2 separate regions of the Mus musculus genome follow, and region 1 is linked to region 2. The links are chromatin loops, found by intact Hi-C in ENCODE. Cell type or tissue: heart. All regions are shown on one strand.

Region 1 (8,000 bases), 280 kb after region 2:
GTATGCTAGTTCAGAGGACAGCTTTAAAGAATCAGCCTTCTCCTTCCACCATGGGAGGCCTAGGGATTGAACTTAGGACGCTGGGCTTGGCATTGGGTAGTTGCTTTTCTCCACCATGTATGTTCCAGGGGCTGGAAACAAGTGGTCAGTCTCAGATGTAAGTGCCTTTACTGAGCCAGGTCATTGACACTTCTGGGCCAGGAAATGGGGTGATGACCAGATACATTCATGTAATCGTATACGATGTAATTATAAATTCCAACGTTGCCGCAAGGTAAAGGTCTGTGAGACATTGACATCAATTTTTTTTTTTTTTTTTTTTTTTTTTTTGAGACAGGGTTTCTCTATAGCCCTGGCTGTCCTGGAACTCACTTTGTAGACCAGGCTGGCCTCGAACTCAGAAATCTGCCTGCCTCTGCCTCCCGAGTGCTGGAATTAAAGGCGTGTGCCACCATGCCCGGCAACATCAAATATTCTTTTATGATGTCCAAGTGATGGCCAATCGGTCAGTTTCTCCTGTTCACTTTTAAAAATTATGTTTATGTGTTTGTGTAAGTTCCTATGGATATAGATATGAGCATGCCATGTGTGTAAGTTTCTATGGGTGTAGGTTTGAGCAGCCACAGCACCCGTGTGGAGGTCAGAAGACACCTCATGGGAGTCATTTATCTCCTGCTAGGAGGGTTCAAGGACAGAACTCATCAGGCTTGGTGGTGACAAGGGCCTCTACCCACTGAGCCACCTTGCTGGCCTGGATGTGTCAGTGTCTTGTAGTGACTCTGGCCATCGTCACAATGATGCTTTTGAGTCAGGCTCATCTTGCCTCAGATTTCCTACTGTTTCATGTTTTCTACTAGAAATCTATTTGAAAGGCCTCGTGACCTTTTCCCTTTTTATTTTAGTTTTGTTGAAAGAGGATTTTGTTATGTAGCCTGGAACTGAGTACATCGACCAGGCTGATCTTGTTTACAGTGATCCTCCTGCCTCTGCTCCCCAAGCCCTAGGAGTACCAGCATGCACCACCATTGACATCAGCCAGTTTCCCTTGACTTAGCATCGGCTTGCTACGTCTACCTTCATCTCCTCCTTTCGTCTTGTCTTCCCCAACATGTGAGTGCTGCTTTGATTTCTAATGCTGCTTTTGAGATTTGTTGGAACCACACAGCAAGTCAAGGTTGTGCCTGTTTTCCTCCACATAGTAGTGTGTGGCTCCACATAGTGTGGCTCCACATGGTGTGGCTCGTCCTTGCTGCCACACAGACTTGTGGTTTGCTCTCTTTCGTGGCTGCCTAGTGCTCCATTCTACAGATTAATGTGACAACTGCTGGTTATTCAATTATCAGATGATTATCTGGGTATAGGTGAGGTACAAGGGACTAAACAAGCCACCCAAAAAGAAAAAAAAAAAAAAACAACAATTTTACATAGATTATAGAGCTGCCTCCCACCAAACTCATTCATCCTGAACAGAGCTGAGCCTGAGATCTTAGCGGTACATACGCACCCAGATAGGTCTTGCAGAGTCCTTGCACTTTAGCCCAGGAGAATTCTTTCCTGTTTTGCTTTGTAGAAATATCTAAAGTTTTCTCTGGCAGCCTGATTCTCAGCAAATCACTGGAAGCCAAAGATGCTCTCAGATGCAGACACACGGACGGCAAGAAATATGTTAATAATTAACACCTAGGAAAATCATAACCCGTGTTTGCAAAAAAGGCAGATGCAGAAATGCAAGTCCAGACCATACTGCCCTGGGCAAGCCTGATCCCTTCCCAGTCTGGAGTGAGTCTCTTAAGGGACAAAGCAGCCAATTGTGGGTGACTGAGACAACTGTGGGTGGCTGCCTGTGGCAGCCAGCAGAGTCATGTGAGGACTATGTGCTAAAGCAACAACTTGCCAGGCTGTGGTGGTGCACACCTCTAATCCCAGCACTTGGGAGGTAAAAGCAAGCAGATCTCTGAGTTCAAGGCCAGCCTGGTTTACAGAGTGAGTTCCAAAACAGCTAGGGATACATAGAGAAACTTGACTTGAAAGGAAAAAAAAAAAAAAAAAGCAACAACTGAATTATATACACCTTATTATATTTACTGTGGCCAGGGATCATCCACATTTTGAGAATGATTTAATAAAATGGTTAAAAACAAAACAAAGTGGCAAGTTAGGACATCTTAGAGCAAGGCAGGGGGCTGGGAGATCTGTGGCTAGTCTTCCAATCAATGTGTGTTCCTGAGCATGGTGACAGGTCACCCATGGTGACTCAGAGCAGGCAAGCGCACAGTCCTGCAAAGGAACAACACGGAGGCTCTGGGAAACCCACAGCTAGCGTCACACTCGACAGTGCACGCTTTTGCCCGTAGTCAAGAACAAGACCAAACTGTGTGGTTTCATCACCTGTTTCCTGTTGTGCGTTGCCCTGGTGCTGTTTGTACTTTGATGCTAATTCTGCTTCCTCAAGAGGGACTGGCTCAAGGAGTGGATCACGCCCTCTGGTGATTTCAGGCAAACCTTCTGCCCATTTTATAAAGCAAATCAAGGCGAGAGCCTGTGATTGGGCAGTGGATGGGAAAGGTGGGGCTGGAGGTTTTAGAGAGGGAGAGAGAGAAAGGAGGAAGGGAAGATGAGGAGAGAGAGAAGAGAGAGGAGAGAGAGGAGGATAGAGGAAGAGAGGTGGAAGGAAGATGGAGCAGAACCACGTGGCCTACAGGAACGGAAAGTAGCAAAGGATTTCCCACCTGGGGCGTGAAGTAGTGTAGTGTTCAACTGTTGAAACGCCACCTATTCTCCACAAGGCTTTGCTTGACGCAGTTGCTTTTCTGCCTGCTTCAGCTTCTACATGGAGGGTGCCAGCAGTACATCATTCAAGTTAGACATTTTTATTAGCAGCCATAAAGGCCACAAAGAGGTGGACACTATGGGTGAGAGACAGGCTTTCACGTGTCAGTTTCAATTTCTGTTGCCATTGGGAGGTCCTGAGCCTACCTTCTGCTCAGGAAAGATTGTCAATCATAGATGGCAACTCAAAAAGTTTAGGCACACGCTTGGGGAAAGGAATAAAGAAGAGAATAGCATTTGAAGGAGGCACCACCTACTCTGTCCTTTGCTTCTGCTAGATACAAAGGATGCGAGCTCTCCTGTTCCAAGTTTAATCTACCGATCCTCTTTAGGCTGTTCATTAAATGTGAAAGTCCTTCTTTTCATGGAAGCAGATTTCACCGGGCACCTCTGGAGGCCACGAGCTATAATGAAGCCAGCACCCAACGTTAACTACAATGCCCTCTGGTGGCTTGAAGTATTTTCCTTAGTTACAACAGTAAAATTAAACAAAACAAAAGCTCAGAAAACAACCATAACCACCATAAAAGTCCCAGCACTCGGGCAGTTTTCCCTCTTAAAAGGAAGCTCTTCTATAAAGTCGGAAATCATAATTGTAAAACTCCTTAGTATGTATAACCTTCGTGACCACACATCTTTCTACACAGGCTCATTACCAAACACATGGATCAGAGATGAGTAGGTGAGAAAGAGGGGTTGAGACAGCTCAGTTAGAACGTTTGCCTGGCACACCCGAAGCCCTCTGTTCCCCAGCACCATGTAAACAAGGCGTAGGCGTGGTCATGGTCGACCCAACAGTAACTCCAGTACTTCAGAGGGTGAGGGAGGCGGAGCCAAAGTTCAAGGTTATTCTTGACTTTCTGTTGCCATGACAAAACACCATGACCAAGGCAACTTGGAAAAGAAGGGCTTTCGTTAGCCTTAATTCAGCCCTGGGGAGGGGATGGGGAGGGAATTGGAGTTCACCATGGCAGAGCAAAGGCACAGAGGGAGGGACAGATAAGAGCTCACATCTTGATCCAAGAGCAGGAGACAGGGAACATACTGAAAATGCGGAGACTTTTGAAACCTTGAAGCCTGGCCCCAGGGACTCCCTCCCTCCAACAAGGGCACACCTAATCCTTCCCAAACAGTTCCACCAACTGGAGACCAAGAATTCACGCCTGTGAGCCTATGGGAGACAGTCTCGGTCAGATCACCACAGTGAGTTTGAGGCTAGCCTGGGGCACCTGTGGAGAAGTTGGTGGTGGTGGGGCAGTATAATGAAGAATCCCAACAGGAAGAAATTGCAATCTAACAAAGTCACGTGACATGGGTAGTTGTGCAGACCGGTGGAAGCAAAGCTCAAAAGGCAGAAGTGTGGGAAGTACAGGGGCTTTGGGCTCTGCAGGATTCAGTAAAGACACACATAAGGTCCTGGGACACCAACGTAAGCAGGTGGTGCCTAATGAACGGTAGCTACTGTTATGACCTAGTTTAGTAGACAGACAGTCTCCAGTCTCAGCTACTCCCACTGGGTGAGAACTTTCAGCTACTGATCGTTGTAGCATTTATACCCTCTGCAGGATCGTTGGGGAGAGCAAAGCCACATAGTACACACAGCCCAGCCCTCAGTCCTGCACCTTTCTACCCATTCCTCTTACAGTGGGATTTCTCCTGCAGATCCGCAAGCAGACATGAAGAGAGGATGTCCACACTGCTCAGTGAGGGACACTGAATGCAAATGAGTCATCAGGGAAGTGGGAGGTGCAGGCCCAGGGCACCCCAGGCACGGGCTTCTGTCTTCTCTGCATTGTATGCTGCAGGCCAGTCCAGTTGACCTGGTGAGACCCTGTCTTAAAAACTACAAACCTCTGCCTGGCAGTGTGGCACATGCCTTTAATCCCAGCACTTGGGAGGTGGGGGCAGGTAGATTTCTGAGGCCAGCCTGGTCTATAGAGCAAGTTCCAGGATAGCTGGGGCTACACAGAGAGACCCTGTCTTGAAAAACAAAAATCAAAACTAAACAAAGCAAACCATAACAAAAACACAAAACCCCTACAACCCCCCTCACACCAGAATGGCCAGCCCGGCCAAGGACGATGGTTACAGGAAACCTAAGCTGGTTTTGCGGGTTGATCTTATATAGGGAAAACGAAACAGTCCATGTTACACTTAATTTAAAATTTTAATTACTTGATGAGCTCAAGGACATCATCATCTTATTAGACTCAATTCTAAGTGTAAACAAGCCGGTTAAGAAACATGGGGTTGCGGACTGGCTCTTCCCTCGGTGCAGGAAGTGGTCCAGAGCTCTTTCCTCTCCTCTATTCAACCTCCTCTCAATGCTCAGGCCTAGGCTGGAAGGCTTCTGGGTTTGGTTCAGATTCATGTAGAGAAAATTTCTAACTGACAAACACTCTCCACTTCCTCCGTCAGACAAGCCTCCACCTAACCGCTCGCAGCTCGGTGTGTTCCCAGGGCAAACTTCACCTTCTCACCTCAAAGTCCATGACAGAGTTAGCTCCTGCCTCTCAAGCTAACAGTGATGTAGTGGCTGGGGAGGAGGCTGGGGAATTAAGAGACCTGACTGCTGTTCCAGAGGACCTGGGTTCAATTCCCAGCATCTACTCAGTACCTCACGACCTTCTAGAACTCCATCCAGTTCTAGTGATTTGATGCCCTCTTCTGGCCTCAGTGTGCACAGGGTATATAGACAAACACACAACCCAAGCACCTATACACACACATAATAATAATAATAATAATAATAATAATAATAATAAAATTAAGGCAGGTGGTGGTGGCACAGGCCTTTAGTTCCAGCACTCAAGAGGCAGAGGCAAGCAGATTTCTGAGTCTGAGGCCAACTTGATCTACAGAGGAGGTTCTAAGACAGCCAAGGCTATACAGAGAAAACCTGACTTGAAAAACCAGAAAAAAATCCTCTCTCTCACTCTCTCTCTCTGTCTCTCTGTCTGTGTGTGTGTGAGTGAGTGTGTGCACGAACAAACATGCACACATGGGCACACACATGTATTCTTGCATGTGCACATGCCACATGTGTGCAGTGTCCATATACACAAAAGCCAAAAGAGAGCACTGGACCCCCGGAGCTGGAGTTATGTGTGGCTATGGGCTGCCCAGTGTAGGTGCTGGGAGCTGAACTCAGGGCCTCTGGAAGAGCAGCAAATTCTCTTAGCCACTGAGCCATCGCTCCAACCCCACAAAATGACTTGAACGTTTACAAAACATTTTTTCATCAAACTTCTCTGCGGAAGCAGTCTAAGCTGTAGTCGTCTGTCTGACTCCCACACTGAATAATGAATTAGAAGGGCAGAGCCTGAATATTATTCATCTCTCCAGTCCCAGAAACTGGCAAGGCACTTGCATATGGCAAATAATTTAAAAAAAACTGGTTTTTTAAATACACGAGCAGAGCATTAGTCTCAAAACCAGAACCGACAATGTGATAAAGCCCTCCATATGGCACCCACAGGGACTACTCACTGGCTGGCCATCCACTCTACGAACGGGCTCCAGACTCTAAAACAAACAAGGATGAGATACACCCGGAGCAGCCAGCATCTGGCACAGGGTAGCTGCCTATAAAGCAAAAATCTAATGAGTGTTTAAAGGTTGAATAAAAGCAAACTGAAGCCATGCGATGCTGTGTGCATGTAATCCCTGCCCCTGGAAGGCAGAGGCAGGGGGATCAAGTATCTTAAGTCAGTCTAAGCTATATGGAGACTCTGTCTCAAAAAGTATGAACTAATTAAAGAAAGCTGAAAGCTGAAAACACCACAGTACAGTAAAAATGTAAACTCTGTGTATGTGTGTGCACATGTGTGTGTGTATGTGTGTACATGCAGGTGAGCGTGGAGGCCAAGAAGTCAAGAAGTGCTAGGTGTCTTTCTCAGTCTCTCTCCCCCTTATTTTCTGAGAAAACAGGCATATGCCACTGTACCTTGGTTGTCATAGGACTTCTGGGGACCTGGACTTCTGGCTCTCTTACCCAATGAGCCATCTCCTTAACTACAATGGAAAGGCCCTTTAATTAAGATAGATTCAAATGGAAAGCAATCCGCTTCATCTTCAGCCAGAAGCAGTCCACACCACGGGTGTGTGAGATGGCTCTGACCACCTGAGTTCAGTCCCAGGTCCCACACAGTGGAAGGAGTGAAGGACATATTGCTCTCTGGCCTCCACAACATGCACACTGCCTACCCAAGGAGGCCAGAAGAGGGCCTGGGACTAGAGTTACAGACAGTTGTGAGCCAGCATGTGGGTACTGAGAGTCAAATGGGTCCTCTAGAAGAGTAACCAGTGCTCTAAATCGCTGAGCCATCTCTTCAGCCCCATACACCGTATTTTACTAATATTCACCACAAGCTCCCTCTCACCTCCACCTATCTACTCTGCCCCAACTTCATTTCTTTTAGTTTAAGGCCAACCTGGTCTACATAGCAAGACCCTGACTCAAAGACAACAGTAACAAACAAAAAGCCCCAGAAGAAAACAAACAAAAGAAGACAGAAACCTAAAAAAATACCAACCATAGCTTCTCAGCTAGGGGTCGGGGCTGATGAATCCCTCCCCATACCATGTTAGCATGTTGGACTGGATCCGTCTTCTGTGAGTGCAGTGATCTTGCTACCTCCAAAACCAGTTTCCCTCTGGTCCTCTCCAACTTTCTAACCTTTCTATCCCTTCTTCCCTGCTAGTCTCTGAGCTTCAGTGTATATATGTGTATAGTGCGAGTATATGTGTGTGTGCATGCATGTGTGTGTGTGTGTGTGTGTGTGTGTGTGTGTGTGTGTGATATAGACATTCCATTTGTGTCTGAGCACTCCAGTCACTTATTCTTGCACTTTGACCAGGACAAGGTCTAAGAACTGCACTGGCCTGTGGATTCAGAGGTGAGACTGTGCAGGGAGATTTGATATGATGACCACTGTTTTGTTTTTGTGGGTCAGGCGCTCCATTACTGAGCTGTACTCCCAGCCCTTTAGAAAAGGTTTCTTTTAAATTACGTATATGTGCGTGTCTCTGCGTGTGAGCATGTGCACGCATGCTCAAGTGTCCAAAGATGGGCTGGAGTCACAGGCAGTTATATAAGCTGTCAGTCGTGGGTTCAAGGAACCAGGTTTAGATGCTTTCTCTGCAAGAGCAGTGCACGTTCTTAACCTCCG
Region 2 (8,000 bases):
ACACATCAGCTTGCAGCTGCATCTCTCAGGCCACCGCTGTATGTATTTAAAACTTAATACTTACACTACTTAAAATCAGAAAACAAGACAGTCACCTATTTCATGTCAGCAGAGCAGTGAGTCTGCTGTCTCCAGCCCTTCTTTCATGGAGTTTGGTTCTGCAGAGGAGTAATCACTGTGGATGCAATTTTATGTCCTGTTTCAAAAACCTCGCATTGCGTGATCTCAAGAGTCTTTTCAATTCAGTCTGAATGACTGCCAAATGCAATACTAATTTTGATACATGGTGTCAGAGCTCTAGTTCCTTAAAGTCCCATGTCCTCATTTCTGCATTCATCAGATGCTGGGAGAACTACACCACTCCCTCAGCAGCACCGAGCCCCCGCCGCTGAAGGCTAATTCTGAGGCTCCTCGCCTCTGCAACGGCCTACGAAAGGAGAGGACAGGATGGGCCAGGGTCGGAAAGAAGTTACTGTGGCACATCATTTACAGCAGAGATCAGCCTGGTTCTCATGCTGCTGGCTGTGGCCCCAGGACCCTGTGGCCTGAGCCTAAAGATGCAGAAAGCAGCTGCGGGGTCTGGGTACATCAGCCCATCTGTAGCGAGCAGAGGGCAGGTGCTGGGAGAACCCACCAGAGAGGCTACTCCCATTCAAATACACCTCTCGTCTCAATGGGTCTGAGTCATGGCTTTTATAACAAACAGTCAATCTTCCAGGGATGTCCACTGGCTCGGGCCTGGCTACCCACAAGCTACTAAGGAGAACCAGTCTGCTCCTGGTGCAGAAGGTAAAGAAAGGACTTTTAGCTGATGCCACTGAAGGCAGGCACTGCTGGGGCTGGAAAACACAAGCAGCTGATGGTCACCCAAAGCTGCATCCAAGAGCTCCTGTGGGACCTGGGCCGCAGCCACCAGGGATGCGTCTCCCGAGATGCTGTCTGAACTGGAGTCACAGACGTGGGGAGCTGTGGCATGACTGGGATCGCATGCGGAGCTTTCCCGCCGCACACGCGCAGGCCACGCTCTTACTCAGATGCAGAACTAACAACTTTTCTCATTGCTATCACTGAGTAAGGCAAGCTATGCTGCGACCAGTCCAATACACTCACTTTTCATATCTAATTAAGACAGTTCAGTGCATGCTTAACTATTAAGCCCAGTATTGTAATTTTGACATCATCTGTGAACAGATGTGCAAGATATGCACTTGTTAGATGAATATATTTACCGCATGTGAGGAAATAAAATTATTTTGCATATATAACCAAACATATATATGGTTATATACATATATACATATACATGGTTGCTGAAATGGACTTTAGTGTGATCCCCAGGACCTGCATGATGAAAGGAGAGAACTCTTTTTTTTTTTTTTTTTTTTTTTTTTAAAAGATTTATTTATTTATTATATATAAGTACACTGTAGCTGTCTTCAGACACACCAGAAGAGGGCGTCAGATCTCGTTACGGATGGTTGTGAGCCACCATGTGGTTGCTGGGATTTGAACTCCAGACCTTTGGAAGAGCAGTCGGGTGCTCTTACCCACTGAGCCATCTCACCAGCCCAGGAGAGAACTCTTGTAAGTTGTTTTCTGATCTCGAGTGCGCGCGCGCGCGCACACACACACACACACACACACACACACACACACACACACGAAATGTAATAAGTCTGGGCTCCACAGACCTAGGTTTGAGTTCCAGCTTTACTGCTTTCTAGCTGGACAGATTAGCTAGCTTCTGCTGCATCTAGAAACCATGGTGTACACCAGGAGGTGAGTGGAGCACACGCCTTTAATCCTAACACTCAGGAGGCAGGCGGATCTCTGAGTTGGAGGCCAGCCTGGTCTAAAGAGTGAGTTCCAGGACAGCCAGGGCTACACAGAGAAACCTTGTCTCAAAAACCAAACCAAACCAAAAACCAAGGACAGCTGCATCTAACTTGTGAGGGTTCCTGTGTGGATAAATACAAAATGAGCTCAACCTCACACCCTCACACACACACACACACACACACACACACACACACACACACAGCTATGCTCAGTAAGACAGTGGTGTCTAACCAGGGCCCACTGTACTCGGAGCTAATCTGCCTGGCTGCAAATGCTGACCTTACTCCCCGCTGGGCCTTCTCTGTCTCCAAGCAAATGGAAGTAAGCAAGCAAATGGTTTGTTACTGCTTCTGTTTCTCAGTTTCCCACCCTGATTTCCGCTCTTCCTACTCCCTAAGAGTTAATCTTGATTTTCTATAGAGAAAAAAGCAGTCCAGTGGGGGCACTAGGGGAACCATAAGCTGCTCCCTCCCCGTCTCCACCCACAGCAAGCACAGGACATTGCTGGGGAGGGGGGAGTAGAGGGAACTGAAAAGGAGGGGACAAGGCTGCAACTACAGTGCTTCAGCAGAAAGTGTGGCTTTTGCACGCCAGGTCTGCTTTACAAGGGCAGAAGTGGATGCTGGCTGCTTTGGGGCAGGTGGAGATGGAGGTTCCCTGGAGCCCATAGGCTGTGGGCAGTGTGCTCTCGAGTGGAGCAGCCATGGGCAGGACTGGTGCAGATCACCTACGTGAGCCTAAATGGAGTCGGTGGAGGGAAGATGAGACGTCTTTAGGCCAGGTTTGGGGAGGGAGCTCTGGTGACCTTCACAAGGCCTCCAAGGTACTAAAAAGAGAGTCTCACTCTGTCTATATTCTACCAGGGAGAGTGGCTGGGGGGGGGAGGGGAGAAACAGGAAAGGCCAAGGTTTTATAGTAGAAACCTAGAGTAGAGCTACAAGGTGAGGGCTGACCCCAAAGCTGTGCTAGACTGGAAGGAAACGCAGTTGGCTGGTGCTGACGGTGTACTCTGCAGGTCGGGGGTGGGGGGTGGGGGTGAGGAGGGAGCCTTACCCTGGCCCGCTCCAGGCTTCTTCTCTGCTCATGAAATGCAGCGGGGCTTTTCAAAGCTGTTGAGAAAAGAACCATAAAAGAATTACATTTAGAGACTGAGGCTAGCTCTGTGCTGGAGTGCCTGCATGGCACAGGCAAGCCCCTGGGCTCAGTCCCAGAACCAAAACCCCAAACAGCAGCAGAACCCACCTCCTAGTGACACTCCATGTACAGCACTACCACTGCAGGCGAGAAATGCCACCTGGCACCCAACAAGCATGTGTCTTTATGGCTGGTCACTCTGAGACCCCTGGGGACAGCAGGACCTCTTGACCTTTGGCTCAGTGCTACACCATTCTCCATCCCACCAGTTAGCTCCATGACTGCCTGGCTTGGGCAGATCTGTGAGCTGCACCCACCACACTTTTTCTGTCTTATTAGAAATTGCAGTGGCCACATAGGGAGGTGAAAGCAGAGGCCCGACCCCTCACAGGGCAGCATCTTTGCTCAGCCGGGACTAACGGCTTGGTTAGAATGACTCTCAGGTTTATCTTTGAGAACTATGAAAATTTCAGTCATTGTTGGCTGACCCTCGTGAAAGCTGGGTCCCATTCTGGGGTCTGCTGAGCTTCTGTCACTAATGGTAAGCCCGGCCACAGCTCCTCTGCAAATGCAGCATGAGCACTCCAAGTCTCTTGTAAGGCGACACATGACAACTTAAGACGCCGGGGAGGACAGGGGGCGTGTGGCTCCCTTCGCTAGGGAGCAATGGCAGTAGGTGAGAAGCATGTGAGGCTGTGGTCGGTTTCAGTTCTGCTGCCCAAGGCTGCAGACAGTGTGAGACTGTGTGCAAAGATAACCTTCCAGGCCTGTGGTGGGAGCCACTAAAAGTAGCAAGACACAGATAGGACCTATCCTGCCTGGCCTCTGTGCTTCCGCCCCTCCATTCCCAGGGGTGGGCCTCCTGGGAGCATGCTCAGAGGAGCTTCACCATCCTGGCAGCAGTTTTGTTTAGATTAAAGACAATGTTAAAAATAGTAATAATAGGAGAGAAAACGGTAAGGCCATGTGAGCCCTTCCATTTTCTGACAGCAGGGGGAGCTCTAGACTCAGCAGACACCCTCAAGACAAACCAGTACAGGTTCTCTCCTCAACCTGCACAGCTAGAGAACCCATTCAGGGAACCGCCCAGGCTGCCCCAAGGGAAGGAAGCCCGCCCTCATTCCTGGTTCCACTGTGCAAGAATGCACTGGACCAAAGTTGGCTTTCAGGGCCTGGAAGCAGGAGTGTGGTCTGAGAGTGACAGGCTAGCACCACTCCCTCCCACAACGCTGGGACAACAAGCCCACAGGAGCATGCCCCATCTCTCTCACACAACACAGGAGCATGCCACATCTCTCTCTCTCTCTCTCTCACACAACACAGGAGCATGCCACATCTCTCTCTCTCACAACACAGGAGCATGCCACATCTCTCTCTCTCACATAACACAGGAGCATGCCACATCTCTCTCTCTCACACAACACAGGAGCATGCCACATCTCTCTCCTTCTCACAACACAGGAGCATGCCACATCTCTCTCTCACACAACACAAGAGCATGCCACATCTCTCTCTCTCTCACAACACAGGAGTATGCCACATCTCTCTCTCACACAACAGAGCCGCCCTATAGTCACTCATTCAGTAAGCTGCTATCGGGTGTCTGTAAGAGGGTTCTATGTGGTCAGCAAGAGGGCTCTGTACTATAGCTTGAAACCTCAGGTTAACTGTCAGGTCCTAGAGTTCAGATTCAGAGTTAGAAACCTGGAAAAGTTCCTGTGTTGAAGGATCTGAGTCCCATTACAGGGTCCTAACAACTCTTGGGACAATTCAGCTTATGACTACTTTTTTGGAGACTGAGACTCTGCCCACCTCCTGGAACAAAGACTCCCATCACTGGGGCTAGAGAGATGGCTCAGCAGTTACTTCAGGCAGCTCGTGATAGTCGATCACCCCAGCTTCAGGGGACCCAATGTCCCTGCTACTAGCTTCTGAGGCATCTACATGCATGTACACGCATCTACACACACAAACTCCCTCTCCCTTTCTCTCCCTTATTAATTAATTTTTCCAAACAGGGTTTCTCTGTTTAGCCATGGCCACACTGGGAATAGCTCTGTAGTCCAGGCTGGCCTTGAACTCAGAGATCTACTTGGCTTTGCCTCCCAAGTGCTGCAATTAAAGGTGTGCGCCACCACTGCCCAGCCAACTCTATTTTGAAAGAATCAGGCTGAGTGCGGTGATGCACACCTTTTATCCCAGCACTCGGGAGGCAGAGGCAGGAGGGTCTCTACGAGTTCTAGGGCAGCTTGGTCTACAATGAGTTCCAGGATAGTCAAGGTTATGTAGAGAGACCCTGCCAACATACTAATAAATAAGAACAAAACCCAAAAAGCACGCACCCACTGTCTCATGGGATGCACTGCTGCCACAAGCGCGGCTTAGCCAAGTCACTAGCTTATTCTCTCGGGCTGGCTGGGCCTGGCTGCAGACACAGATGATTGTCTAAGCCCTGGCTACCTGAACATCCTATCCTTGCAACCCCAGGGGTAATGACAAACCCGGCTTCCGGAAGCATGTCTCACAGCACAGACAGCCTGACACAGGGGTGGTTCATCTTTATGTACCAATGACAGCTGCCACCACTGCATGACGGTGAGAGGTCAAAGGGCCATGGTGGATACAGATTCTGAACCCACTGACCTAAGGGCATCTCTCACTCCAGCAAGACAGAAAATGATACCCACTGAATGCTTGCTTATATGGCAGGGATTGGGTCAGATTGGGTTTGTTGTTTTTGGTTTTGTTTTCCCAGATGTGGTCTCAATGAATTCTTTTTTTTTTTTTTTTGCTGCATACATGACTTACAGTTGTCTATCCTTTTTTTTTTTTTCAGTTTTTTTTAATTAGGTATTTTCCTCATTTACATTTTCAATGCTATCCCAAAGGTCCCCCATACCCACCCCCCCAATCCCCTACCCACCCACTCCCCCTTTTTGGCCCTGGCGTTCCCCTGTACTGGGGCATATAAAGTTTGCAAGTCCAATGGGCCTCTCTTTGCAGTGATGGCCGACTAGGCCATCTTTTGATACATATGCTCAATGAATTCTTGTGGCCTAAGCTACATTCAAACTCAGGACGATCTTCGGCCTCAGCTCAAAAGTGCTGGGGTCACAGGCTGTAGCACCGTGCCCAGCTGCTAGCTCAGATATTCGAACACGCTAGCTAATTTAGCATTTTACCTAAGGAGGGCTGCAGAGAAGGCTTGTTGAGTAGAGCACTTGCCACGCATGTGTAAGTCCAGCCTTCAACACCCATGTGAGTGCAGGCCTATGAGCACTCTCTAACCGCAGTGCCCTATGGTGAGCTGGGGGGTAGAGACAGGAGAGGCTCACAGGCCGGGTGGCCTGGTGCACAGTGGCAAACAAGAGGTAATCTTGCTTCCAGGTGAGTGGCTCTCAGCCTGTGGGTCATAACTGACCCCCTTGGGGGATGTTGAAAACTCTTTCACAGGGGTCTCCTAATATTTACAAAACAGTTCATAACAGAAGCAAAATTACAGTTATGAAGCAGCAATGGAAATGGTTTTATGGCTGTGGGTTGCAACACGAGAAACTGAATTAAAGGGCCACAGCATCAGAAGGGTTAGGAGCCACTGCTCCAGGTGAAAGGGGAGGCCAATGCATGAGGTTGTCCTCTCGTGTGTACCTGCACACACAGGAGCACACATGCCTGCGATAGGTAATGTTCCATTTAATAGGCTCAGAAGAGTTAGAAAAAACTAGAAACTAGAAAATGGTTACAACCTAATTCTGTTATTCTGAAGAGAGGTCTTTCTGCTTCTCTGACTTAGTTTCTCAACTTCTTCAAAAAAACAAAGAACTTCGATTGGTGCAGGGTGAAGGTGGGGTGTTATGTCAAGGTTGCACCAATCAGATGTACTAGTTAGATGTAGACCTGACTGTGGGCCACGTGGAAAGGCAGGCTTGACCACAGCCACAAGCAAGGGTACAGGCACACAGAAGAAGGACTTACAGACCCATCTGAGAGACTCCAGGGCTTTCAGACCCAGAAGACTGTAGCGTGAAAACTAGGGCTTGCTCACTGTGGAGCAGCCGTACACTAGACAGGCCAGGATGGATGAGGCGAGGGCAGAAGAGTGAGGAATGACCCGGAGAACTCACGATAGCAATGACAAAGTCCTATCCGTTTATAACAACGACATCTTGGTCCCTAAGGACCGTTCCAGTTTTATATGATGAAACCAACACTGGCTGAGCAGCAGTGACCATGGAGGGTGGATCCCTCCCAGGCAGTCATCCGCCTCCCCTTCTTCCTTCAACTAACACTGTGCAGCATGTTGGTCCTTTGGCCCATGGCAGCCTAGCTAAGGTTGCTCTCTCTCTCTGCCATTCTGAATTCTACTTCCTGACAACAGGCGTGGCCCTTTCAATCGCCCTTTCTGCCAGGCAGGCGGAGGAGAGGGCAACCGCTCCTCCTTCAGGCCTGTGAGGACTTCCAGCCACCATGTACCAGGCCCACGTGGGAGGGGTCAGAGTCCCTGGGGTTGAGGCTGGGCAGCTATTGTGTTTGTCCAGCCAGCTTTGTTAAAGCACACTAGAGTGTGACTTGGTGACGGAGAAGTAAGATGATGCAGGTAAAGCCCCAGGCTTTCTTGATGTAGGATCAAGTGGCACAGGAGAGCCCAAATCACCGACCTTCCTTCCATGGCAAGGAGACTAGACACAGGGAGGTAGAGAAAAGCTAAGATGGGTTTAAAAATCCTGGCCTTTGGTAGTCAGAAAGCACAGACTAAGTGTCCAGCCAGGAGGGATGCGCTCATCGTGGGGTCTATCCCTCCCTCCTTGCTGTCTTAAAGCTTTGCTGGGAAGGTCCAGGACATTACTCATCCCAAGTTCATGTTCTCAGAACTCCAGGAAGGCAGTCTCTGTGTGGAGAAGGCCCTTATGACCCATGTAGACACCAGAGTGTTAGGAATACATATTTCTGGTGGCAAGGGGCAGCTCTTGACCCGTTCTCCCCCCTAGGGACCTAGTGACCCTCTGAGCAAAGGCAAGTGTGCGGCT

What was found. Hi-C counts contacts between places; a loop is a spot of excess contacts. Peaks named below come from ENCODE experiments on the same cell type or tissue, not always from the same donor. Only the 100,000 strongest peaks of a DNase experiment are listed, where the experiment ranks them.
Region 1: a loop joins it to region 2, with 3 times the contacts of the local background. A loop is called at or near these places in 4 of 42 quality-filtered maps.

Annotation. Positions count from the first base shown.
Region 1 is chr15:81,298,999-81,306,998 of GRCm38, forward strand. No RefSeq gene overlaps it. Among named protein-coding and RNA genes, the nearest start is that of Gm52179, 42 kb to the left of the region's middle. In heart, a CTCF peak has its summit at 3,272 (motif pointing left); no DNase peak of the experiment used is centred here.
Region 2 is chr15:81,023,770-81,031,769 of GRCm38, forward strand. Mrtfa (myocardin related transcription factor A) reads right to left here. Exons shown (of 14, transcript NM_001082536.2): 4 at 2,893-2,948. Among named protein-coding and RNA genes, the nearest start is that of Sgsm3, 50 kb to the left of the region's middle. In heart, no CTCF peak of the experiment used is centred here; DNase peaks (open chromatin) are centred at 3,332, 3,942 and 7,962; H3K27ac peaks cover 1,677 bases.